2 separate regions of the Homo sapiens genome follow, and region 2 is linked to region 1. Evidence: read pairs that join two places in POLR2A ChIA-PET (ENCODE). Cell type or tissue: PC-9. All regions are shown on one strand. Each heading gives the region's core, and the rest is flanking DNA. Links, peaks and the distances in the headings are about the cores only. Region 1 overlaps GOSR1 (golgi SNAP receptor complex member 1). Region 2 overlaps CPD (carboxypeptidase D).

Region 1 (12,598 bases), core at 6,878-9,377:
ATTTGCAGCTCAGATCGTCTGATAGAAGAGACAATAAGGTAGGAATAAGTTTTTGTTTTGCTTTGTTGGTTTTTGTTTGTTTGCACGTAAATTTAATGAACAGTGTTACAGCTGTTTTAGAATTAAAGAAAAAACATTTTAATGAACAGATCAAAGTTCGTTTATCCTCCTTAAAGATGAAATTTTTACTATGTCCTTTCCTTACAAGAGACGTTTGACACCCAAAGTAACATTTCCATAGTTACTTTAATTAAGCTGTTTTACTTAGGTTAATTTTTCCAATTAATTTATACTTAATATTTTCAATCTCAGTCTTTTTATTCCCACTTTTTAAAGCAAAGTGATTTAAAGCATAATTTGATAAATAACTTTATGCCATTCATATAGACTTTGCTGTTATAGCACCTGCAGAAAATCTACTGCAGTAATAGTTCATAGTATCTGTAATAACATTGAACTAGTTTCTTGCTTAAGTTAAGGGACATTTATTTCTTGTTTTGAACTGCTTAGCTTTCTAGGTTTGATGAATTTTAAAGTATCTATTTTATGACAGTAAAAAAGTACATTAACTAGGTCTCTGTGCTCTAGAATTCACCAATGTGTAAAGCATTGGTTTTCAGGAAAGGTAAATCAAAGTACATGACAATAACAAACATTTGTATTTTTTTTTTTTTTTAGATGGAGTTTCACTCTTGTTGCCCAGGCTAGAGTGCAGTGGTGCCATCTTGGCTCACTGCAACCTCCGCCTCCTGGGTTCAAGTGATTCTCCTGCCTCAGGCTCCTGAGTAGCTGGGATTTCAGGTGTGTCCCACCATGCCTGGCTAATTTTTTGTAATTTTAGTAGTGACAGGGTTTCATCATGTTGGCCAGTCTGGTCCCGAACTCCTGACCTCAGGTGATCTGTCCACCTTGGCCTCCTAAAGTGCAGAGATTACAGGTGTGAGCCACTGCGCCCAGCCACATTTGTATTCTTACCATGGATATTGGACCTGTGCTAAAAGTACTTTGCATGCATTATTTTATTTGATTTTCTCAATAACCCATTAGATAGACACAAATCATTAGGAACTATCTCCAAAACAAAAAAGAAATTAAGTAATTTGCCTGTGGTCACATGACTAGTAAATAGTATTAAGGATTCAGATCCTGATTCAGTCTTAGTCCAACTCTAGAAACAGAGCTCTATTTAAACCACTGCTATATTTACCACATTGCAGAAAGAATACAAGGTTTTGGGTCTGATTTGGTTTGGAACCTGCCTGTGCTGTTTATTAGATCTTAGATTTCTGTTCTTTAGATAATTAACTTCTTGGAACTTTCATTTTCTTATCTGTTTAAAAATATAGTATTGATGATAATACTTATCTGTAAGACTGTTAAGGATAATGTGAGGAAAATGCCTGATCTAATACTAGGTAATCTGTAAATGGTAGCTATATTATTAATACCAATCCTTTCTTTTTTAGCTTTTTATTTGGATATCATTTCAGATTTCAGAAAAATTTCAGTAGTGAAAAGAAGTCCTATATACCCTTTACCCAACTTCTACAAAGTTTAACATACATTGATGCTCTTTACTCCTAAATATTTCAGTGTTCGTTTCCTAAATATCTGTTTCTTTTGTATGGCTTCATGGATTCTTTATTCAGTGGATTGGAATATTTTCCATCATTAATCATCTTAATACATTTTAGTCTTTTATAACAGTAAGCCATGATTGTGTCTTGAATTTTTGTTTAAATTGTATGTGCTGAGCCTTCCACCTGAAGAAAGTTTTCACAGAATTTCCTTATGTTGACTGAAGTTTCTTCCTTGTAACTTTTTCCTTTTCATCAGCACATGAGATCTGATCACATTTTGCCAGGAATTCTTTACTTAAAGTTTCCCAATCATCCTTTTTCTTTTTTCCTTTATTTCCCTTTCTTTCTGCCTGCTCTTCTAGGGCCAGGCTGCCTTAATTAAGCTTTCACTTCAGAACTGGCCTATTTAAGGGCTGGTAATATGAGTATAAAAACTTGGGGTACCTCATAGGGCAAAAAAGAAATTAAAAGGAACAATTGAGAACCATTGAATTGTTACTATTATTTTGCTAGTTAGAAAACATGTTATTAGGTCTTTTATTTCAGTATTTTCCCTTGTTTCAAAATATGATAGGCATTACAAGAAAAGTTTCACTGAGTATAAAGCTAGTTATGATTTCTTATGAAGAATATAAAGTTTGTGTCAAATAGTATTTTTGCATATTCCATATGGAAAAATTTACCTTTTCCTTTTAGAGATACATTTTAAAACTATGTGAGCAACTGAATATAGACTTTGACATCAACTTATTGAAAAGAACTAGCATTTTTAACATTTATAAATTCATTTCTAACCTTTAAATGTATGACTTGTATTATCTGTTGTTGAAAAAAAGGTGACTGAGTTCAGTTCACAGAGCAGGTAACAGGTAAGAAAGTTGAAGTTCCTGTAAGCATATCAATGATTTATCATTTTAAAAGCATTATGTATTATTTAGAGCTTATATTTTGCTTCTAAATATTTGACCCTTGAAATAACAGCCTAGATTTCATTCTGCTTGACTCTGAGTCATGAAATGAGATGAGAAAGTATGTCTAGATATACTTTGTGGTACTGGAAATCATGCATCTTCAACAAGTTAACATAATGTATGATGATGATATCTATTCCCCAAGGAATACAAAGTGCTTTGCAGAAATTATTTTTTAACCTCTGTCCACTTGTGAGTCAAAGTCTACAGGAAATGGTGATAGTTCCAGTTTGAAAAACAGAAGCAGGCCCAGCATGGTGGCTCACACCTATGATCCTAACACTTTGGGAGGCTGAGGCGGGAGGACTGCTTGAGGCCAGAAACTCGAGTCAGCCAGAGCAACATAGTGAGACCCCATCTTTACAAAATTGTTTCTAAAAAGCTAGGCATGGTGGTGCACATCTGTAAGCCAACCACTTGGAAGGCTGAGGCAGGAGGAGCACTTGCACCCATGAGGTCAAGGCTGCCATGATGGTGCTACTGCAGCCGTGCCTGCATGGCACAGTGAGGCCGTGTCTCAAAAAAATAATAATATATCATTCAAAGATTGATATATGGGCCAGCATAGGTTTGAAAGCTGTTACTTTATACAAGACCATAGTATCTACTTGCAATACCTTGTAAACTTTTCTACAAAACAGCCACATTTTCAATGTATCACATTTTGTCATAATCTCTCAAACTGAAAAATTATGAATAAGAACTAAATGATGCAAAGGAAGTTGTTTGTTAAGCTCTTCTTGTGTTCCTTTCATTTGGGGATCAAAAATTCAGTGTATTGTGTGGTTGACATCGCTCCCTCCTTCTGCTCTAATCTTGACTGGTGATTCTCTACACCTCCAACATTGTTCTGGTCCTAGATGTCCTTCCTCCATTACCCTAAAATAATTTCCTCTATTGGATTACCTACTTGGGATTAGTGCCTTCCACTTTCTTACTTTATTCCCTTATTATGCTGAACCATGTCCTTAGTAACTTCCTGAGAAAGAACAGGAGGTAAATTGTTTTGGACTGCCCACATCCAAAAAGTCTTTATTCTGCTCGTATTCTTGATTCATTATTTAACCTAACCAAGATAGAATTCTGAGTTGGAAATAATTTTGAAATTTTTAAAGGCATTGCTTCTAAAGTCCAGGCTGGCATGCTTCTAAAGTCCACAGTGGCATGCGTCTTTTCCAGTCCAATGCTCTGGGCATTGAGTGAACTCTTACAATCTGGAAACTCATCTTCAGTTCTTGGAAATTATCTTAACGTTCTTTATCATTTTCTTCCCTCTTCTTTCTCTGTTGTTTCATGCAAAAAAATATTAAAAAGGTTATGTGTTGGGCCTTCTGAATTGATCCTTTCTTACCTTCTCTCTGTTTCTGTTGATCTTTTTGTTTAACATTCTGGGAGATTTACTGAATTTCTCCTTCCAATTCTTCTATTACATTTTTATATCAGCTCTTCATTTAATTTACATGAGCTCTTTCGTGAGAGACAGATACACACATTTATGTGTATGTTTTGTGGATGTAGTAATCTTTTATCTCTCTGAAAACATTAAATGTAATTTTATTTTAGAGTTTCTTGAGCTTCCTTTATTGCCCTGTTTGCTCAGCCTCACTTTTCTGTTTGCTGGGTGGTTTATTTGAACTCTGCCTTTCATGTTACCTCCTCACACATCTAGTGATTATTGGCTGTTCCTTCATATTTAAGGGTGTGACTCCAAAAGAGGATGAGCTTCCAGTCACTCATTGCTGTTACCCAGGCTGGAGTGCAGTGACATGATCATGGCTTACTGCAGCCTTGACCTTCTGGGCTCAAGCAATCTTCCCACCTCAGCATTCTGAATAGCTGGTACTACTGGCACACACCACCATGCCCAGCTAATTTTTTTTTTTTTTTTTTGTATTTTTCTGTAGACATGGTGTTTCTCCATGTTGTGAAAAGAATGTGTGTTGGGAAACTCATCCTGTGAGCATAGGGTGGTGACACTTGTTGAGTGTTAGGCCTCACCATGCGTGATCAGGCGGACCTGGCTGTTTCACTGGGGACTTCAAATTGCCAGACCTCTATGTCTCTTCTCCTGAGCTAGGTCTTCTACTGGACTAGGGGCAGCCACCTAGCTGCATGCGTTAGGAAGGGCAATTTTGGGTTATGGCAACTCCTTGTACAAATTTCTACAAATCTCCATTTTTAACCCTACTCCACAGTTCTGCCCTCAGAGAGAGTGATCCCTTCCATTCTTGAGCATTTCTGAGATCTGTGGAAAACTTTTTAAAATCATTGCTTGACTCATAATTTTATTGAGGTGCATCACAGTGGTGGATTTGGAGCTGCTAATGTATTTTTTTGTTTGTTTTAGTTTTACCCAGTTACATTTCTTTATTCTGAAATGTCATTTCAAAAGACCAGACCATAATATCTCCACATGAACAGATATTTTTCTAGAATAGGCCTAAAAGTATTGGGAAGATGGGATTGTCAGCATTAAAACACATAGGAAATCAGGACCCTGGAAGAACTGTAATATTCTCTAGGACTTTTCATTTTCTAAATTTGCAGATATTGCCTGTGATTTCAGTTGAAAGTGATCCAAATCCTAGTGTGTCCATGTTAATTGTGTGTGTAGCTTCAAATGTTATTTAACGTTTCTTAATCAAGTGGAATTTTTCTAATGTTTTCATTTTTCTTTTATTAGACACTTGTATATTGTATATTATACAAGTACAGTGTTCTTATTGTAACAACTTAAATAATACTAAAACGGATAAAGAAAAAGTCAGCCGGGCGCGGTGGCTCACGCCTGTAATCCCAGCACTTTGGGAGGCTGAGGCGGGCGGATCACGAGGGCAGGAGTTCGAGACCATCCTGGCTAACACGGTGAAACCCCGTCTCTACTAAAAATACAAAAAATTAGCTGGGCGTGGTGGCAGGCGCCTGTAGTCCCAGCTACTCAGGAGGCTGAGGCAGGAGAATGGCATGAACCTGGGAGGCGGAGGTTGCAGTGAGCCAAGATCGCGCCACTGCACTCCAGCCTGGGTGACAGAGCAAGACTCCGTCTCAAACAAAAAAAAAGAAAAAGAAAAAGTCAGTCTCCTGGTAGTACCCCTCCATTCTTAACCCCTGAAGCAACTTGTGTTAACTGACAGTTGTGTATCCTTCTGATACCTTTTTCACTGTCATACAGACATCCCCAAAGATGTTTGTTTCTGTAATTATTAGAGGATTCATATTCTATACATTCTGTGGCTTGCTTTAATCACTCAATATGTTATAAACATCCCTTCAAGTTAATAGAAATACTAACTTTGTTTTGTTTTGTTTGAGACTGCGTCTTGTGTTGTCACCCAAGCTGGAGTGCAGTGGCGCGATCTCAGCTCACTGCAACCTCTGTCTCCTGGGCTTCAAGTGATTCTTCACCCTCAGCCTCCCAGTAGCTGGGATTACAGGCGCTCACCACCACGCCTGGCTAATTTTTGTATTTTTAGTAGAGAAGAGGTTTCACCATGTTGGCCAGGCTGGTCTTGAACTCCTTGGCCTCAAGTGATCCACCTGCCTTGGCTTCCCAAAGTGCTGGGATTACAGGCATGAGCCACCGCGCCTAGCCCTAACTCATTTTTTTAAATACCCAAATACTATGTAATCACTGCCTGTGATTTCAGTTGAAAGTGATCTAAATCCTAGCATGTCCATGTTAATTTTGTGTGTGTGTGTAGCTTCAGATGTTGTTAACATTTCTTAATCACTCAGGTGGGATTTTTCTAATGTTCTTTTCATTTTTCTTTATTAGATATTTATATATTATCGAAGTACATTTGTATATTATCAAAATGTTCTTATTGTAACAACTTAACTAATACTAAAATGGATAAAGGAAAAGTCAATCTCCTGGTAGTACCCCTCCATTCTTAACCTCTGAAGTAACTTGTGTTAAGTGACAATTGTGTATCTTACTGATATACAACTTTTTCACTGTCATACAAACATCCCCAAGGGTGTTTGTTTCTGAAAATATTACAGCATTGATATTCTGCACATTCCGTAGCTTGCTTTAATCACTCAATATGTTATAAACACCCCTTCGTGTTAATAGAAATAATACTAACTCATCCTTTTTAATAACCAAAGTATGGTTATATCATAATCTATTATACCATTCAAATGTTACTTCCAGTTTTGGGGGATTTTTTTTTTTTGGTCTTTTTGCTGTTGTTGTTCATTTTTTACTATTCCAAAAATGCTTCAACAAATATTCTTTTACAGATTGAATGTTGCTTATCCAAAATACTTGGGACCAGAAGTCTTGGGGATTTCTGATTTTCAGATTAGGGATGTTCAACCTGTATATACCTCCTTACACACTTTTGTTTCTCTTTTGCCATCTCAAATCTTGAAATTCAAGTTTTGATTCATGTGTCATTTGTTTAGAATATTCCTTCTAGCATTTCCCTTCAATAAGATACATGGTGGTTTACTCTGTGAGACCTTACCTGGCCAAAAATGTGTTCACTCAGCTCCCAGATAGATCCAGCTATGAGAGCCTCTTAAGCAATGGCATATCAGGCAGTGATGCATCCATCACTGGGCTCTTCCCTTAGGGGCTGGGCATCACACCAGCTACAAGACTATCGGCTCTCTGCTTGTCATCTTTCTGGCTGCATGTAGCAGTCCTTTCCCAGCTTCAGTGCCTGGGAGCAATTTCACTGCAACCCCTGTGTATGCAGATCCATAGTCTTCCACTGTCTGGGTTCCTCAGGAAGCAAGGAAGCCCTAGGTCTTTGCCTCAAGCTTGAAGAAAAATCTAAGCTTCCCTGCTGTCAGTTCCCTGGTTCTCTCTTCACTTCAGAGAGTATAGCCCTCTACCTGGCTTTCTTCCCTGGAGATCTCAAGGGAACTTGGGGCCTCAGATGGACCCTCCTTAGTGTGTCTGCTTTTATTCTTGTGCTACTCCATGGAGGAAATGGACCAAAGGTCAAGTCAGGAATTTATACTCTCACCATCATCTTCCCCAAATCTCAATCTCTTGATTTAAAAAAAAAAAAAAATAGATATTTTCAAAATTGCTCAACAGCATTTCATTTTCTGTTGCTATTTATAATGTCAACATGCAAAGCACTCCTCTGAGTGTTACATATCAAAGTGGATACTGACCCTGCCCTCTAGGGCTCTAATGTCCAGAGAGATAAGACTATGGGAAATGAATAATCCTGGAAGTGATAGCAAAATGATACTAACTTAGGGCCAAGCTTGGTGGCTCACACCTATAACTCCAGCACTTTGGGAGGCGGAGGTAGGAGGATGGCTTGAGCCCAGGAGTTTGAGACCAGCCTGGGCAACATAGGGAGACCCCATCTCTAGAAATAATTTAAAAATTAGAAAAAAAAAATTAGCCAGGCATGATGGCACATGCCTGTAGTCCCAGCTACTCAGGAGGCTGAGGTGGGAGGATTGCTTGAGCCCAGGGAGTCAAGGCTGCAATAGCCACAGTCACACCACTGGGCTCCAGCCTGGGTGACGGAGCAGGACCCTGTCCCCCAACCCCCAACCCCCCCCAAAAAAAGGATATTAACTCAAGAGATCTTTTAAACAGGACATCAAGGTAGTCACAGGGAAGAGATTGTGTTCGACCAAAAGTGACTTTCTCTTTTCTCTTTAATCTTTTCTTTTTTTTGAGACAGGGTCTCGCTCCATTATTCAGGCTAGAGTGCAGTGGCTCCATCACAGCTCGCTGTAGCCCCCCCCTCCTGGGCTCAATTGATCCTCTCACCTCAGCCTCCCGAGTAGCTGGGACTACAGGCACACATGTCTAGCTAATTTTTTATTTTGGTAGAGTTGGGATTTCACCACATTGCCCAGGATGGTCTTGAACTTTTGGGCTCAAGTGATCCTCCCACCTCGGTCTTCCAAATTCGGTGCTGGGATTACAGACGTGAGCCACCACACCCAGCTGTTTTAGCCACGTTTAATGAGTCTGTGACCTTTGTCAGCCATCATGGAAACCCAGCATAATGTTGCATGCATGCCTAGTTGGTTCTCAAGTAGAATTTTGGAACATAATCTCTTCATAAATTAAGGGCTGGTTGTGTATTCACATTTTATGATATTTTATATTTCTTTTCTATTTTTATAATTATAATTCCCTTTCAACAGTTTTTCCTGATTAAAGATATTTTAGTAGCTGGCTTCTTTTTAAACTCTTTTTAAACTTTTTAAAGTTTTTAAACTTTAAATTTTAAGAAGCTTTTGTAATATGTGATTTGTCTGTTTATGCCTTATTTTGTTTGTTATTTTGAAGCAAACATAGGAAGTGGCTTACTGCCTTGTATAAAAAGATATCAGAGAACAGTGGAGTCATTTGGAAAAAGCGCAGTGGTAAAGTGGCTTCGGAAGTGATTTTTTCCCCTTATTTTCTGGCACAGTGCTTTCTAAGATGATGTTGCTCACTGTAGTTTTCTTTCACTTTTAAAGGCATGATGGTTCCAGGCAGGATAATCTTAAATGGTGATTTGTCATCTTTTTTTCCCCTTGCAGCATTGCTATGGCAACAAAAGAAAATATGACTTCACAGAGAGGAATGTTGAAGTCAATTCACAGCAAAATGAACACTTTGGCCAGTATCCTTTTTGAATGTTCGCAGTCTGTGTTTTGAGGGTAGAGGGGAGAAGTGTCTGTGTGTGCTTTTATAGGGGGCAGGTTGCCATCATCAGTAGCAGTAGAGCCCATCAGTAATTGCATAATATGAATATACTGTGCATTCCTACTTTGTGAAAGTTTATGCTCTTTAGTACCATTCCTAAAAGACTGCACCTCAGAAGTTTCTTACTACTAGATGTAGAAGAAAAAAATTATAAATGTGAATTTAAAAATTATCCACCAATTTCTTCTACATTTTAGAAAGCTTTTAAATTCATGTTAGAACTCCACACTATACATTATTCTTACCTAAACATGATAAATTATATGCCTTTGTTGTTTTTCCCATTTAGAGATAAGTCAGTGGCAGATGCTTGGAAGGGGGAAGGAAGGAGACAGCCACCCGTGCAGATGAGCTATAGCTACTGATGGAGTTTGTAACTCTATGCACAGGCTGAATTCTAGGATACATTCTCCACTTGTTTGTTGTAACCTCTACTTTAAAATGTTTCAGTTTTCTGTTTTAAATTAGGATTATTAATACTTCCCAGAAACCCACTAGGGAACCAGAAAAGCCTGGCACTCTGAGTCATTTCATTCAGCGAACCTCTGAAAAGACAAGCCTTCTAGGCAAAAAGCTTTCCTCCCCAACTGCCAAAGGGGGAGGAACCTAGAATTTTCAAAAGCTGAGTATCTTGTAGTCCTAGATAATTTGAGTTCACTTTTAGTTTGATATGTCTTTGCCTAAGGAAAAGACTCTCCTGATGTGTGCTGTTATTCTCCAGTCCACTGTGAATTTTGTTCTTGCCTTGTCACCCTAAGTATAAAACCACATGTCTAAAATCACATTTTAGATAGGGCTATAAAATTTACAGAGTGCTGTTATATACATTATCTCATTTTACTAAACTATGAACTCAATTGCCAGCCAGAAAAGCTGATCAGTGAATTTAAGAGTTTGTATTTAGTGAAACTTTTGAAACTTTGAAATAGAAGTGTGAGTCAGATAGCTGATGATTTAAAACACTAAAGCCTTTCTCAATTGTTCATTAGAATTTACCACCACTCTTCTTTGTGACCTCTTCTCTACTGCTCTGTAAGCATCTCTCCCATAAGTTCTCTCTCTCTTTTTTTTTTTTTTTTTTTTTTTTTTTTTAAGACAGAGTCTCACCCTGTTACCATCCAGGCTGGAGTACAGTGGCACGATCTCAGCTCACTGCAACCTCCAGCCTCTCAGGTTCATGCAGTCCTCCCGCCTCAGCCTTCTGAGTAGCTGGGACTACAGACACGTGCCACCATGCCCGGCTAATTTTTGTATGTTTTGTAGAGATGGGGTTTCACCATGTTGCCCAGGCGAGTCTCAAACTCCTAGGCTCAAGCAGTCCTTCAGCCTTGGCCTCCCAAAGTGCTGGGATTATAGGTGTGAGCCACCCTGCCCAGCCCAACACTAAGTTCCCTTAAGGCAAAGTAGTATACTGGAACCTAGCATAGCGCCTCATACAAATAAGTCACATGGGAATTTTACAATTACTCCAAAAGAATGTGTTCAAAAAAAAAAAAAATCAAAAAAAATGGGTGTGGGTCAGGGCTAAAGTTTAGTCCACTTTCCTCCTGTATCTGCCTTCTGCTGCGAAGTAACTTTGAAAATATTAATAATTCACCAGTGTCTGATTATATAGACCTTAGAGTTGGTTCCCATGAATTGCCTGAATCTAAGGCGGGAAAAGATCAGGTATTTCTTCAAACTCTCAGGCAGAACTCCCCAGTCTCCTGAGAGAAGAGGAAAAGAGAAGGAAAATGAGGAAAGGGAGGGAAATGGGTGGTGGTGGCGATGGGAGCTGGCTATGCCTGTGCCTCCCTGCCAGAGTTCCTCCATTCCTGGCCACGCTGGCTCCCACCCTGACCTGAAGCCTGGCAGTAAGCCCTCAGTGCTTGGGAACTGTCATCGTCCTTTTCTTCTCCCTCTCTCTCTATTACTATTCTTATTTGTGTTACACACAAGACTGGGAGATGTGTATTGGTTAGGGGCCTTGAGCCGCAGCGCGTTCCCGGTTTGGGCAACTGCATCTGCTAAAGATTCCCTTGGTGTGAGTTTCTTCCCCATGCCTTTCATCACTGTTTCTAGACACCACTGATCTCTATTTTTGTGATTCCTACGACTTTTCGCCAGAGAGGCTTCTTCCAAATATGACCTTAATAAAGATTTCCCAAAGATCGTTTTCCTGCTGTAAACAGCCTGATCCAGAGGATCAACCTGAGGAAGCGGCGGGACTCGCTCATCCTAGGGGGTGTTATTGGGATCTGTACCATCCTGTTGCTGCTGTATGCGTTCCATTGATGGGACATCTTCAGGGACTCTTGACAGCCACCGCTTTCACACCCTGGTCTGGAATAAGGAAACATCGGAGGGAGAAGTTGACTGTCTTGATAATTAGCCTGACCAGCAGGATGAATGCAAGACTGACAGTGATGGACTCTGTGACATGGTCAGGTTGAGCTGAAGCCACAGTTTCTCTGTGCTGTGTTTTCTAACACATTTTTCTGTTTTTAATTAAAAAAAAAAAAAAAAGGTTTTCAGTTGCTTTTGTCTCCCTAGGAGGCAGGTAAACCAATCAAAAACAGAGTTTTCTGTGTTTCCATGATAGTGTTGAAGCCTAATGACAAGCCAGGTCTTACAGCTGGGCTCTTCAGAAAACCAGGTTTCTACATCCAAAGACTGCTTTTCTTTTAGCTGCCAGATTGGATTGTGAATAAAAATAATTCTTCCCTCTCCCTCTCCCTCTCCCCACGGTCTCCCTCTTTCCACGGTCTCCCTCTGATGCCGAGCCGAAGCTGGACTGTACTGCTGCCATCTCGGCTCACTGCAACCTCCCTGCCTGATTCTCCTGCCTCAGCCTGCCGAGTGCCTGCAATTGCAGGCGAGCGCCGCCACGCCTGACTGCCTCGGCCTCCCGAGGTGCCGGGATTGCAGACGGAGTCTCGTTCACTCAGTGCTCAATGGTGCCCAGGCTGGAGTGCAGTGGCGTGATCTCGGCTCACTACAACCTCCACCTCCCAGCCACCTGCCTTGGCCTCCCAAAGTGCCGAGATTGCAGCCTCTGCCCGGCCGCCACCCCGTCTGGAAAGTGAGGAGCGCCTCTGCCCGGCCGCCATCCCATCTAGGAAGTGAGGAGCGCCTCTTCCCAGCCGCCATCCCATCTAGGAAGTGAGGAGCGTCTCTGCCCGGCCGCCCATCGTCTGAGATGTGGGGAGCGCCTCTGCCCCGCCGCCCCGTCTGGGATGTGAGGAGCTCCTCTGCCCGGCCGCGACCCCGTCTGGGAGGTGAGGAGCGTCTCTGTCTGGCCACCCCGTCTGAGAAGTGAGGAGACCTCCGCCCGGCAGCCGCCCTGTCTGAGAAGTGAGGAGCCCCTCCGCCCGGCAGCCACCCCA
Region 2 (12,598 bases), core at 5,025-7,524, 110 kb before region 1:
AAAGACGTTTTGATATTCTAATGCTAGGATAGTTTATCTTTTTGTCTTATGAAATAAAAATTAGTTTGCTACTCTTCAGACATTTATGAGTTTGAAGAAGATAAAGGTAGACATCACAACTCATTAATTGCCTTCTGAAAACAGTTCATTATTATAGACTCAGAGGAAACGTGCTTTACTTTTATGAGATTGTATCAAGACAGAGATAAATATTTTATAATATATTTATGTTATTGATTTCAATATAATAACATCGTGGTCAGAGAACACCCTTTGTATGTAAGTTTGACCTAGGTCAAACTTAAATCATACAAAGTTTGACCTAGGATATGGTCAGACTTGGTGCATGTTCCATTTGTACTTGAAAAGCATGTGTATTCTGCCATTGTTGGGTGGGGTATAGTATAAATATCATTTATAGATCTAGTTAGTTGATAGTATTATTACATTTTTCTCTATCCTTTGCTGATTGTCTTTTCTGCTGATTACTGAGAGAAGAATGTTGAAATGTGCAACCAAAATTGTGGATTTACCCATTTTTCCTTTTAGTTCTATAAATTTTTGTTTTATATATTTCAAAATTCTGATTGTTGCATGCACATCTAGAATTATGTCGTTTTGGTGAATCTACACTTTTATCGTTATGTAATGTCCCTCTTTATCTCTGGCATTTTTCCTTGCTCTGAAGTCTATTTTACCTGATAGTCATATAGCTACTCCATCTTTTGATTTGTGTGTGTATGGTGTATTTTTTTCCTTTCTTTTAACTTACCTATACCATTATATTTAAAGTGAGTTTCTGACCTGGTGCGGTGGCTCATGCCTGTAATCCCAGCACTTTTGGAGGCTGAGGCAGGTGGATCACTTGAGGTCAGGAGTTCGAGACCAGCCTGGCCAAAATGGTGAAACCCCATCTCTAATAAAAATACAAAAATTAGCTGGGCATGGTGGCAGGCACCTGTAATCCCAGCTACTCGAGAGGCTGAGGCAAGAGAATGCTTAGGAAACCGGGAGGCAGAGGTTACAGTGAGCCGAGATTGTACCACTGCACTCCAACCTGGGTAATACAGCGAGACTCTGTCTCAAAAAATAAATAAATAAATAATAAGTAAATAAATTGTGTTTCTTGTAGTTGCATAGAGTTGGGCCTTGTTTTTTAATGAGTTTTACAATTCCTGTCTTTTAGTTGGTGTGTTTGCACCATTTACACTGAATATAATTATTGTTATGTTTGGATTTAGGTCTACTTTCTCATTTTTCAGTTTGCCTCTCTCATTTTAATCCCACTGCTTCCTTTTTCCTGCCTTCTATTGGATTGTGTTTTCAACGATATCTTTTAGTTGCTCTAGTAAATACAAGTTACTACTTAACTTTTCACAGTTCTACCTAAAATTAATATTTTACTTCAAGAGGAATGTACGAACCTACCCACCATACCCTTTATCCTCCCCTTTTATGTTGTACTTAACTTATATATATATGCTGCACTGAAAACCCTACTAGACAATGTTATAATTTTTACTTTCAACTGTCATACACAGTCTAAGGGACTTAAGGGGAGAAAAATAGCTGATTGTATTTACCATTTCTGTTGCTTTTCATTCATTCCTGAAGTTCTAAGTTTCTCTGTGGTATAACTTCTCTTCTGCCTGAAGAGCCTTCTTTAGCATTTCTTTTAAAGCAAGTATGCTTATAATGGATTATCTTAGTTTTCCATCTCTGAGAATGTGTATTTTGCCATCATTCTTTTTTTTTTTTTTTTTTTTTTTTGAGATGGAGTCTTACTCTGTTGCCCAGGCTGGAGTGCATGGCGCGATCTCAGCTCACCGCAAGCTTTGCCTCCTGGGTTCACTCCATTCTCCTGCCTCAGCCTCCTGAGTAGCTGGGACTACAGGCGCCTACCACCACGCCCGGTTAATTTTTTTTTTTTTTTTTTTGTATTTTGTATTTTTAGTGGAGATGGGGTTTCACCATGTTAGCCAAGATAGTCTTGATCTCCTGACCTCGTGATCCGCCCGTCTCGGCCTCCCAGAGTGCTGGGATTACAGGCGTGAGCCACTGCACCCGGCCTTGCCATCCTTCTTGAAGGACATTTTTATTGGATATAAAACTCGGGGTTGTGGATTGTAGTTTGTTGTTTTTGCTGTTTGTTTTTTAGAGTGCTTTAATAATTTTGTGCCATTGCCTTCTGGCCTCCATGGCTTCTGCTGAGAAATTCAGTCATTTGAATTTTTCTTCCCCTTTATACGCACATCATTTTTCTATGGCCACTTTCAAGACTATTTTATTGCTGCTGCTGCTGCTGCTTCTGCTTCTGCTTCTTCTGCTTCTGCTGCTGCTTCTTCTCCTTCTCCTTCTCCTCCTCCTTCTTCCTTCTCCTCCTCTTTCTCCTCTTACTCCTCTTCCTCTTCCTCCTCTTCTTCCTCTTCCTCTTCTTCCTCCTCTTCCTCTTCTTCCTCCTCTTCCTCTTCTTCCTCCTCTTCCTCTTCTTCCTCCTCCTCTTCTTCCTCTTCCTCCTCTTCCTCTTCTTCTTCCTCATCTTCTTCTTCTTCTTCCTCTTCTTCTTCTTCTTCCTCTTCCTGTTATTATTATTGTGAGACAGAGTTTGGCTGTGTTTCCCAGGCTGGAGTGCAGTGGTGCGGTCGTGGCTCACTGCAACCTCTGCCTCCCAGGCTCAAGCTATTTTCTTGCCTCAGCCTCCTAAGCAGCCGGGACTACAGGCACGTGTCACAACACCTGGCTTATTTTTTTGTATTTTTTGTAGAGACAGGTTTTCAACATGTTGCCCCAGCTGGTCTCAAACTCCTGGGCTCAAGGGATCCGCCTGCCTCGGTCTCCCAAAATGTTGAGATTACAGGCATGAGCCATTGTGCCCAGCTGACTTTTTTTCTGTCTTTGGTTTTCAGCAGTTTGATTATAAAATACCCATGCATGGATTTTTTTGCACTTATAGTGTTTGAGATTTGCTGAGCTTCTTGAAATGTAAGTTTTTGTCTTTTGCCAAATTTATGGTGTTTCTAGCCATTATTTCACTTTTTTTTTTTTTTTAAATAGCATGGCGCCATTTTTTTTTCTCTCCTGAGACTCCAGTGATAACAATAGTAGGCCTTTTGCTATTGTTCTTAAAATTTTTTCTTCTTTTTTTTCAGATCTTTTTTTCTTCTTTCTCTGTTATTCATAAGGCAATTTCTACTTACCCATCTTCAAGATAACTCACTTTTTCCTATCATTTCCATTCTTCCATTAAACCCATTCAGTTTATTTTTTTAATTTAGTTACTGTATTTTTCTGAAATTCTGAAATTTCTACTTTTTTCTATTTTGCATGTTTGGTATCTTTCTTTTACTTTAAGACTGTTTAATCTTACTTCCTTGGAAGGCTGGGCGTGGTGGTTCACACCTGTAATCTCAGCAATTCGGGAGGCCAAGGTGGGTGGATTACTTGAGGTCCAGAGTTTGAGACCAGCCTGGCCAACATGGTGAAACCCTGTCTCTACTAAAAATACAAAAATTAGCTGGACATGGTGGCACATGCCTGTAATCCCAGCTACTCAGAAGGCTGAGGGACGAGAATTGCTTGAACCTGAGAGGCAGAGGTTGCAGTGAACTGAGATCGTGCCACTGCACTCAAGCCTGGGTGACAGAGCGAGACTCTGTCTCAAAAAAACCAAACCAAAACAAAACGAAAACCTTAATTCCTTGTAACATGGTTATAATAACTGCTTTAAGGTTAGTCTGGTAATTCCAGCATCTGTGTCACATTGGAGTTGGTGTCTGTTGACTTTTTTTCTTTATAATATATTGAGCTTTTACTGGTTATTTGAATGTCAAATAATTTTGGATTATATCCTGGACATTTTGAATCTTATGCTATGAGATCTGGGTCTTGTTTAAATCCTATTAAAACATAATACTTGTTGGCTGGGTGTGGTGGCTCACACCTATAATCCCAGCACTTTGAGAGGCCGAGGCGGGCAGATCACCTGAGGTCAAGAATTCAAGACCAGCCTAACCAACATGGAGAAACCCTGTCTCTACTAAAAATACAAAATTAGCTGGGCATGGTGGCACATGCTTGTAATCACAGCTACTCAGGAGGCTGAGGCAGGAGAATCGCTTTAACCTGGGAGGTGGAGGTTGCGGTGAGCAGAGATAGTGCCATTGCACTCCAGACTGGGCAACAAGAATGAAACTCCATCTCAAAAAAATAAAATAAAATAAAAATAATAATACTTGTCTGTTTGTGCCATCAGGGAATGACCCAGTTAGGTTCAGCTGCAAGTTTTGACTCGCCTTATGTAAGCTGTAATTCCAATGTCAGTTCAGTTTTCAAAGCCTTTATAGTGCTATTCAGATCTGTACTGTATGTGCACCACTCAGGGGCCAGTCTGGGTGCTGGGCAGTAACCTGTTTTGTAGTTCAGTTCTCAGTGCTTTTGGTGTGCTGTTTAAGGTCAGACCTGTACATGTGCAGTTTAGAGATGATCCCAGGTGGTCACAGGCAATTTTATGAGATCCCTTTCTCACATTCCCTCATATCTGCCATCTCACTAAAGTCTCTGTCTTCCAGGGTCTCCAGTATAGAAGATAAATAAAGACATGAAAGATCTCCTTTCATGGGAAAGAAAGGATGTGCAATATCATTTGTTATCAGTGAAATACAAATTAAAACCACAATTAGATACCACTCGTCTTCCACTAGAATGCTTAAAATTTAAGAGACTTTCCAGTGGCATGAGCAACTTGTTAGGTGATGATGCAGAATAACTAAAACATGGATACATTGCTGGTGGTAATATGAATATGGTACAACCACTTTAGAAAACAATTTCTTACAAAGTTAAACTTACTATAAGATCCCTCCATGCCACCTCTAGATATTTACCCAAAAGATAGGAAAACATATGCCCACATTAAGATCTATGCACAGCTTTAATCACCAAAAAACAAGAAACAACTGAAATAACCATCACATGATGAACAGATAAGCAAATTGAACTACTTTTATTCAATAGAATACTTAGTAATGTAATGGACCATTTATATATGAAGAATATAGATGAGTCTCAAAAGCATTATGCTAAGTGAAAGAAGCCTAATACAAAAGGCTATATACTATATGATTTTATTTATATGACATTCTAGAGAAGGCAGAAATATAGGGAAAGAAATTAGATTAATGGTAACCCAGGGTCTGGGAACCTTCTGGGATATAGAAATGTTCTGTATTTTTATTGTGGTGGTAGTTATGTGACTGTATACATTGCACTGTACATGTAAATGGGATGAATTTTATAGCATATAAGTTATTATACCTCCATAAACTTGACTTTTAAAAAGGCTTTAAAGCACCGTGTTAACTAGATTGTCAAAATTCTTTTGAATCATTTACTTAATACTTAAGTGAAAGGAAATTATTTAAGAACCTCTGTATGCTTCAAAGAAGAATAAAATTCAAAGTATCATGCAAAAATATTTGCCTTGTATATGCCGTTTTATAACCTTTTTTGATGCATGGTAAATATCGTGACAATAAATATATGCCTGCAGTAATTTAAATGGCTGCATAGTAGCCCATTTTATATCATAATTTACTAAACTGGTCTTTCATTTTTGAACATTTAGATTGCTTCCAGTTTTATGCTCTTTCAATTTGAATACTATAGCCCTCATCCTTATAGCTATTATCTTGGAATAAATTTCTAGAAAAGGAATTTCTGGTTGAGGTCATACCTATTTTAAAGATTTTATATTCATATTACTAAATTTTCACCCAGAAATGTTCTATAATCCTTTGTCATCTCTTTTTTTTCTTTCTTTTTAATGAAAGACACTTCATCTTTCATTTTCTTTAAAATTTCTGATGGCAGCTTTTTGGCCAACAGATATTTTACTAGCTTTTTGGTAGTTGAATCTGTTAGGTAGTTAAATCTTTTAGGTAGTTAAATCTATTCATCTATTATTCCTCTCATGGTTTTATACTACTTTGTTGTCATACTTAGAAGGGCTTTCCTCATTCTGAGAGAGTAAAAACATTTATGTTGGCTTCTGGTTTCATTAATGGCTTCATTTTTATGTTAAATTCCATATGGATTAAAGAGTTTACTTGGTATGATACTGTAAACCAAAAAGTATCTGTCTCTAAGATGGGTCTCAATCAATTTAGAAGTTTATTTTGCCAAGGTTAAGGACATGCCCGGAAGACATAAATACAGTCACAGAAACCGTCTGTGGTCTTTCCCTTTCTCCAAAGATGACTTTTGAGGGCTTCAATATTTAAAGGGGAAAAGTGAGCTGGAGGGGAAAGAGTAAAGGTCATCCACATAGTGCAAGAGAAAAGGAGCAGTTGGGGGAATAGTCAATTATGTATTCATCTCATGCTCAGTAAATGGGCACTTTTCATGAGATAAGGTGAACATGAAAGAGCTACCTGTGGAGATATTTACCCCTTTATCTGTAGCTATCTGCTTAGGAACAAAAGGAAAGGCAGCTTCTTGCATGACTCAGCTTTCAGCTTAATTTTTTTCTTTTGGCATAGTGAATTGAGTGAATTTGGCATACCTTTCACAATATGATGTAAAACTCCACCAGTATTTTTTGCCACCTAGTTAACCTAGTCAACCACTTTTAACCATGTAAGAGTTACTAATTTTTTCCCCCATTGGTTTTAAATACCTTGATCATATTCCAAATGCTTTTGTTTCAGTTACTGTGATTTCTATGTTGTTCCGTTGGTCTCTTTATTTTTATACCTGAAGTGAACTGCTTTAGTAAGTGTAGTTTTATTATATGTATTTTAGTAATATGGCAATGCAGGTCCCCTCTTAAACCACTCTTATTTTTTAATTTTTTGGGAGATATTCTCAGCCATTTCTCAGAAATTCTCACAAAGTTACTGGTACAGTTTAACTTCTAAATCATTATGTCCAGTTGCAACAAAAAAATCTATGTTTTCATAATATTTATAAATTAATTTGGGGAAATTTGATATTTTTATAAGCCTCTTATCTAGAGGCATAATACACTTTACTAAAATCTCCTACATCCCTCAGTAGCATTTTATAATATTGATTTATATTATGCATTTTATTATACTTCATCCTATACATTTTGTGATTTCGTTGCTGGAAACTTTTTAAAAATTATATTTGCTGATTATTGCTGAAATACAGTAAAAAATATTGATTTTTATATTGTTTTTAAGTAGTCATCTTTTTATTTCCAGTGTCATTTTACATGACTTTTTATTTAACTTAAATATGGTCTTATCAAAGAAAAATTTGGGGACTGTATGTCAGGATTCAACTAATATTTTCTATTTCCATTAGATTTTACACTGTGAAGCTAATATTAAAATCAGTCTATAAGACCTAAAATAAAAGAGGCTTGTCTCCATGAATCTGACTTTTAGTAATTGTTTGTAGAGATATATATTAAAAAGTCAATATTTATATTATATGCTCTGTCAAACTAAGGATGCTAAATGTATTTTCTTCTCTTGGAATTAAGTCTTATTTTAAAATGATTTCTGTCCTTCCTCCCTACTTGCTACCTGGGGGATATATTTGTATGTGTCATTAGATGGAATTCACAAGTTATGGTCCAATTAAAGTTACCTTTAAAAACCTGATTAGGTAACACTCTAAAATGTTACTGTAAACTTGATCTTCTTGCTGGGTCTTAGCTAGTATTTCTTAAATTGCTGCTAAAATAGGACAATTAAGGGATAGACAAAAGAATGCTAGGACTCAAGCCTGGGGATTATAGTGTTACTCTACGTCATTGCCTTCTAGCATAATGAAAGTGTGAGTTGGCCATGTTTGCAAATTAACACAGCTATTAAATTTTACATATGCAAAAAAACCCTTAGATTAGTTTACATTTATATGGCCCTGAAATTGTTATTATTATTTTTTCTTTTTTATTATACTTTAAGTTCTAGGGTACATGTGCATAATGTGCAGGTTTGTTACATAGGTATACATGTGTCATGTTGGTTTGCTGCACCCATCAGCTTATCATTTACATTAGGTATTTCTCCTAATGCTATCCCTCCCCCAGTACCCCACCCGCCTACAGGTCCTGGTGTATGATGTTCCCTGCCCTGTGTCCATGTGTTCTCATTGTTCAATTCCCACCTATGAGTGAGAACATACGGTGTTTGGTTTTCTGTCCTTGTGATAGTTTGCTGAGAATGTGGTAGTTTCCAGCTTCATCTATGTCCCTGCAAAGGACATGAACTCATTCTTTTTTATGGCTGCATTGTATTCCATGGTGTATATGTGCACATTTTCTTAATCCAGTCTGTCATTGATGGACACTTGGGTTGGTTCCAAGTCTTTGCTATTGTGAATAGTGCCGCAATAAACATACATGTGCATGTGTCTTTATAGTAGCATGATTTATAATCCTTTGGGTATATACCCAGTAATAGGATCGCTGGGTCAAATGTTATTTCTAGTTCTAGATCCTTGAGGAATCGCCACACTGACTTCCACAATGGTTGAACTAATTTACACTCCCACCAACAGTGTAAAAGCTTTCCAGTTTCTCTACATCGTCTCCAGTATCTATTGTTTCCTGACTTTTTAATGATCGCCATTCTAACTGGCATGAAATGGTATCTCATTGTGGTTTTGATTTGCGTTTCTCTGATGACCAGTGATGATGAGCATTTTTTCCTGTGTCTGTTGGCTGCATAAATGTCTTCTTTTGAGAAGTGTCTGTTCCTTTCCTTTGCCCACTTTTTGATGGGGTTGTTTGTTTTTTTCTTGTAAATTTGTTTAAGTTCTTTATAGATTCTGGATATTAGCCCTTTGTCAGATGGGCAGATTGCAAAAATTTTCTCCCATTCTGTAGGTTGCCTGTTCACTCTGATGGTAGTTTCTTTTGCTGTGCAGAAGCTCTTTAGTTTAGTTAGATCCCATTTGTCTATTTTGGCTTTTGTTGCCATTGCTTTTGGTGTTTTAGTCATGAAGTCTTTGTCCATGCCTATGTCCTCAATGGTATTGCCTAGATTTTCTTCTAGGGTTTTTATGCTTTTAGGTCGTACGTTTAATTCTTTAAAACATCTTGAGTTAATTTTTGTATGAGGTGTAAGGAAGGGATCCAGTTTCAGCTTCCTACATATGGCTACCCACTTTTCCCAGCACCATTTATTGAATAGGGAATCCTTTGCCCATTTCTTGTTTTTGTCAGGTTTGTCAAATATCAGATGGTTGTAGATGTGTGGTGTTATTTCTAAGGCCTCTGTTCTGTTCTGTATCTGTTTTGGTACCAGTACTATGCTATTTTGGTGACTGTAGCCTTGTAGTATAGTTTGAAGTCAGGTAGCATGATGCCTCCAGCTTTGTTCTTTTTGCTTAGGATTGTCTTGGCTATGCAGGCTCTTATTTGGTTCCATATGAAGTTTAAAGTAGTTTTTTCCAATTCTGTGAAGAAAGTAATTGGTAGCTTGATGGGGATGGCATTGAATCTATAAATGACCTTGGGCAGTATGGCCATTTTCACGATATTGATTCTTCCTATCCATGAGCATGGAATGTTCTTCCATTTGTTTGTGTCTTCTTTTATTTCATTGAGCAGTGGTTTGTAGTTCTCCTTGAAAAGGTCTTTCACATCCCTTGTAAGTTGTATTCCTAGGTATTTTATTCTCTTTGTAGCAATTGTGAATGGGAGTTCACTCATGATTTGGCTCTCTGTATGTCTGTTATTGGTGTATAGGAATGCTTGTGATTTTTGCACATTGATTTTGTATCCTGAGACTTTGCTGAAGTTGCTTATCAGCTTAAGGAGATTTGGGGCTGAGACCATGGAGTTTTCTAAATATACAGTCATGCCATCTGCAAACAGGGACAATTTGAGTTCCTCTTTTCCTAGTTGAATACCCTTTATTTCTTTCTCTTGCCTGATTGCCCTGGCCAGAACTTCCAACACTATGTTGAACAGGAGTGGTGAGAGAGGGCATCCTTGTGTTGTGCCAGTTTTCAAAGGGAATGCTTGCAGTATTCAAAAAAACTGGCACAGTATTCTTGTGCCAGTTTTCAAAGGGAATGCTTGCCCATTCAGTATGATACTGACTGTGGGTTTGTTATAAATAGCTCTTATTATTTTGAGATACATTCCATCAATACCTAGTTTATTGAGAGTTTTTAGCATGAAGGGCTGTTGAATTTTGTCTAAGGCCTTTTCAGTATCTATTGAGATAATCATGTGGTTTTTGTCATTTGGTTGTGTTTATGTGATGGATTACATTTATTGATTTGCATATGTTGAAACAGCCTTGCATCCCAGGGATGAAGCTGACTTGATCGTGGTGGATAAGCTTTTTGATGTGCTTCTGGATTCGGTTTTCCATTATTTTATTAAGGATTTTCGCATCGACATTCATCAGGGATATTGGTCTAAAATTCTCTTTTTTTGTTGTGTCTCTGCCAGGCTTTGGTTATCAGGATGATGCTGGCCTCATAAAATGAGTTAGGGAGGATTCCCTCCTTTTCTACTGATTGGAATAGTTTCAGAAGGAATGGTACCAGCTCCTCTTTGTACCTCTGGTAGAATTCAGCGGTGAATCCCTCTGCTCCTGGACTTTATTTGGTTGGTAGGCTATTATTGCCTCAATTTCAAAACCTGTTATTGGTCTATTAAGAGATTCAACTTCCTCCTGGTTTAGTCTTGGGAGGGTGTATGTGTCCGGAAATTTATCCATTTCTTCTAGATTTTCTAGTTTATTTGTGTAGAGCGGTTTATAGTATTCTCTGATGGTAGTTTGTATTTCTGTGGGATCGGTGGTGATATCCCCTTTATCATTTTTTATTGCATCTATTTGATTCTTCTCTCTTTTCTTCTTTATTAGTCTTGCTAGCAGTCTATCAATTCTGTTGATCTTTTCAAAAAACCAGCTCCTGGATTCATTGATTTTTTTTGAATGGTTTTTTATGTCTCTATCTCCTTCAGTTCTGCTCTGATTTTAGTTATTTCTTGCCTTCTGCTAGCTTTTGAATGTGTTTGCTCTTGCTTCTCTAGTTCTTTTAATTGTGATGTTAGGGTGTCAATTTTAGCTCTTTCCTGCTTTCTCTTGTGGGCATTTAGTGCTATAAATTTCCCTCTACACACTGCTTTAAATGTGTCCTAGAGATTCTGGTATGTTGTGTATTTGATCTCATTGGTTTCAAAGAACATCTTTATTTCTGCCTTCATTTCGTTATTTATCCAGTAGTCATTCAGGAGTAGGTTGTTCAGTTGCCATGTAGTTGTGTAGTTTTGAGTGAGTTTCTTAATCCTGAGTTCTAATTTGATTGTACTGTGGCCCGAGAGACAGTTTGTTGTGATTTCTGTTCTTTTATATTTGTTGAGGAGTGTTTTACTTCCAATTATGAGGTCAATTTTCGCATAAGTGTGATATGATGCTGAGAAGAATGTATATTCTGTTGATTTGGAGTGGAGAGTTCTGTAGATGTCTATTAGGTCCACTTGGTGCAGAGCTGAGTTCAATTCCTGGATATCCTTGTTAACCTTCTGTCTCATTGATCTGTCTAATGTTGATAGTGGGGTGTTAAAGTCTCCCATTATCATTGTGTGGGAGCCTAAGTCTCTTTGTAGGTCTCTAAGGACTTGCTTTATGAATCTGGGTGCTCCTGTATTGCATGCATATGTATTTAGGATAGTTAGCTCTTCTTGTTGAATTGATCCCTTTACCATTATGTAATGGCCTTCTTTGTCTCTTTTGATCTTTGTTGGTTTAAAGTCTGTTTTATTAGAGACTAGGATTGCAACCCATGCATTTTTTTGCTCTCCATTTGCTTGGTAGATCTTCCTCCATCCCTTTATTTTGAGCCTATGTGTGTCTCTGCACATGAGATGGGTTTCCTGAATACAGCACACTGATGGGTCTTGACTCTTTATCCAGTTTGTCAGTCTGTGTCTTTTAATTGGAGCATTTAGCCCATTTACATTTAAGGTTAATGTTGTTATGTGTGAATTTGATCCTGTCATTATGATGTTAGCTGGTTATTTTGCCCGTTAATTGATGTAGTTTCTTCACAGCATGAATGGTCTTTGCAATTTGGCATGTTTTTGCGGTGGCTGGTACTGGTTGCTCTTTTCAATGTTTAGTGCTTCCTTTAGGAGCTCTTGTAAGGCAGGTCTGGTGGTGACAAAATCTCTCAGCATTTGCTTGTCTGTAAAGGATTTGATTTGCCCTTCACTTACGAAGCTTAGTTTGGCTGGATATGAAATTCTGGATTGAAAATTCTTTCTTTTAAGAATGTTGAATATTGGCCCCCACTCTCTTCTGGCTTGTAGGGTTTCTGACGAGAGATCTGCTGTTAGTCCGATGGGCTTCCCTTTGTGGGTAACCTGACCTTTCTCTCTGGCTGCCTTTAACATTTTTTCCTTCATTTCAACCTTGGTTAATCTGACAATTATGTGTCTTGGAGTTGCTCTTCTTGAGGAATATCTTTGTGGTGGTCTCCATATTTCCTGAATTTGAATATTGGCCTGCCTTGCTAGGTTGGAGAAGTTCTCCTGGATAATATCCTGAAGAGTGTTTTCTAACTTGGTTCCATTCTCCCCGTCACTTTCAGGTACACCAATCAAATG

What was found. ChIA-PET counts read pairs that join two places held together with the same protein. Peaks named below come from ENCODE experiments on the same cell type or tissue, not always from the same donor. Only the 100,000 strongest peaks of a DNase experiment are listed, where the experiment ranks them.
Region 2: POLR2A ChIA-PET joins it to region 1 with 6 read pairs; 4 of 35 experiments call an interaction of 5 or more read pairs at or near these places.

Annotation. Positions count from the first base shown.
Region 1 is chr17:30,510,872-30,523,469 of GRCh38, forward strand. GOSR1 (golgi SNAP receptor complex member 1) reads left to right here. Exons shown (of 9, transcript NM_001007025.2): 7 at 9-38; 8 at 9,068-9,150; 9 at 11,383-12,598. The coding sequence ends at 11,507. Among named protein-coding and RNA genes, the nearest start is that of GOSR1, 40 kb to the left of the region's middle. In PC-9, for the core only: no CTCF peak of the experiment used is centred there; no DNase peak of the experiment used is centred there.
Region 2 is chr17:30,398,907-30,411,504 of GRCh38, forward strand. All of the region lies in intron 2 of CPD (carboxypeptidase D), which reads left to right. Among named protein-coding and RNA genes, the nearest start is that of CPD, 26 kb to the left of the region's middle. RefSeq lists an enhancer at 6,098-6,769. In PC-9, for the core only: no CTCF peak of the experiment used is centred there; a DNase peak (open chromatin) is centred at 6,485; H3K27ac peaks cover 1,906 bases.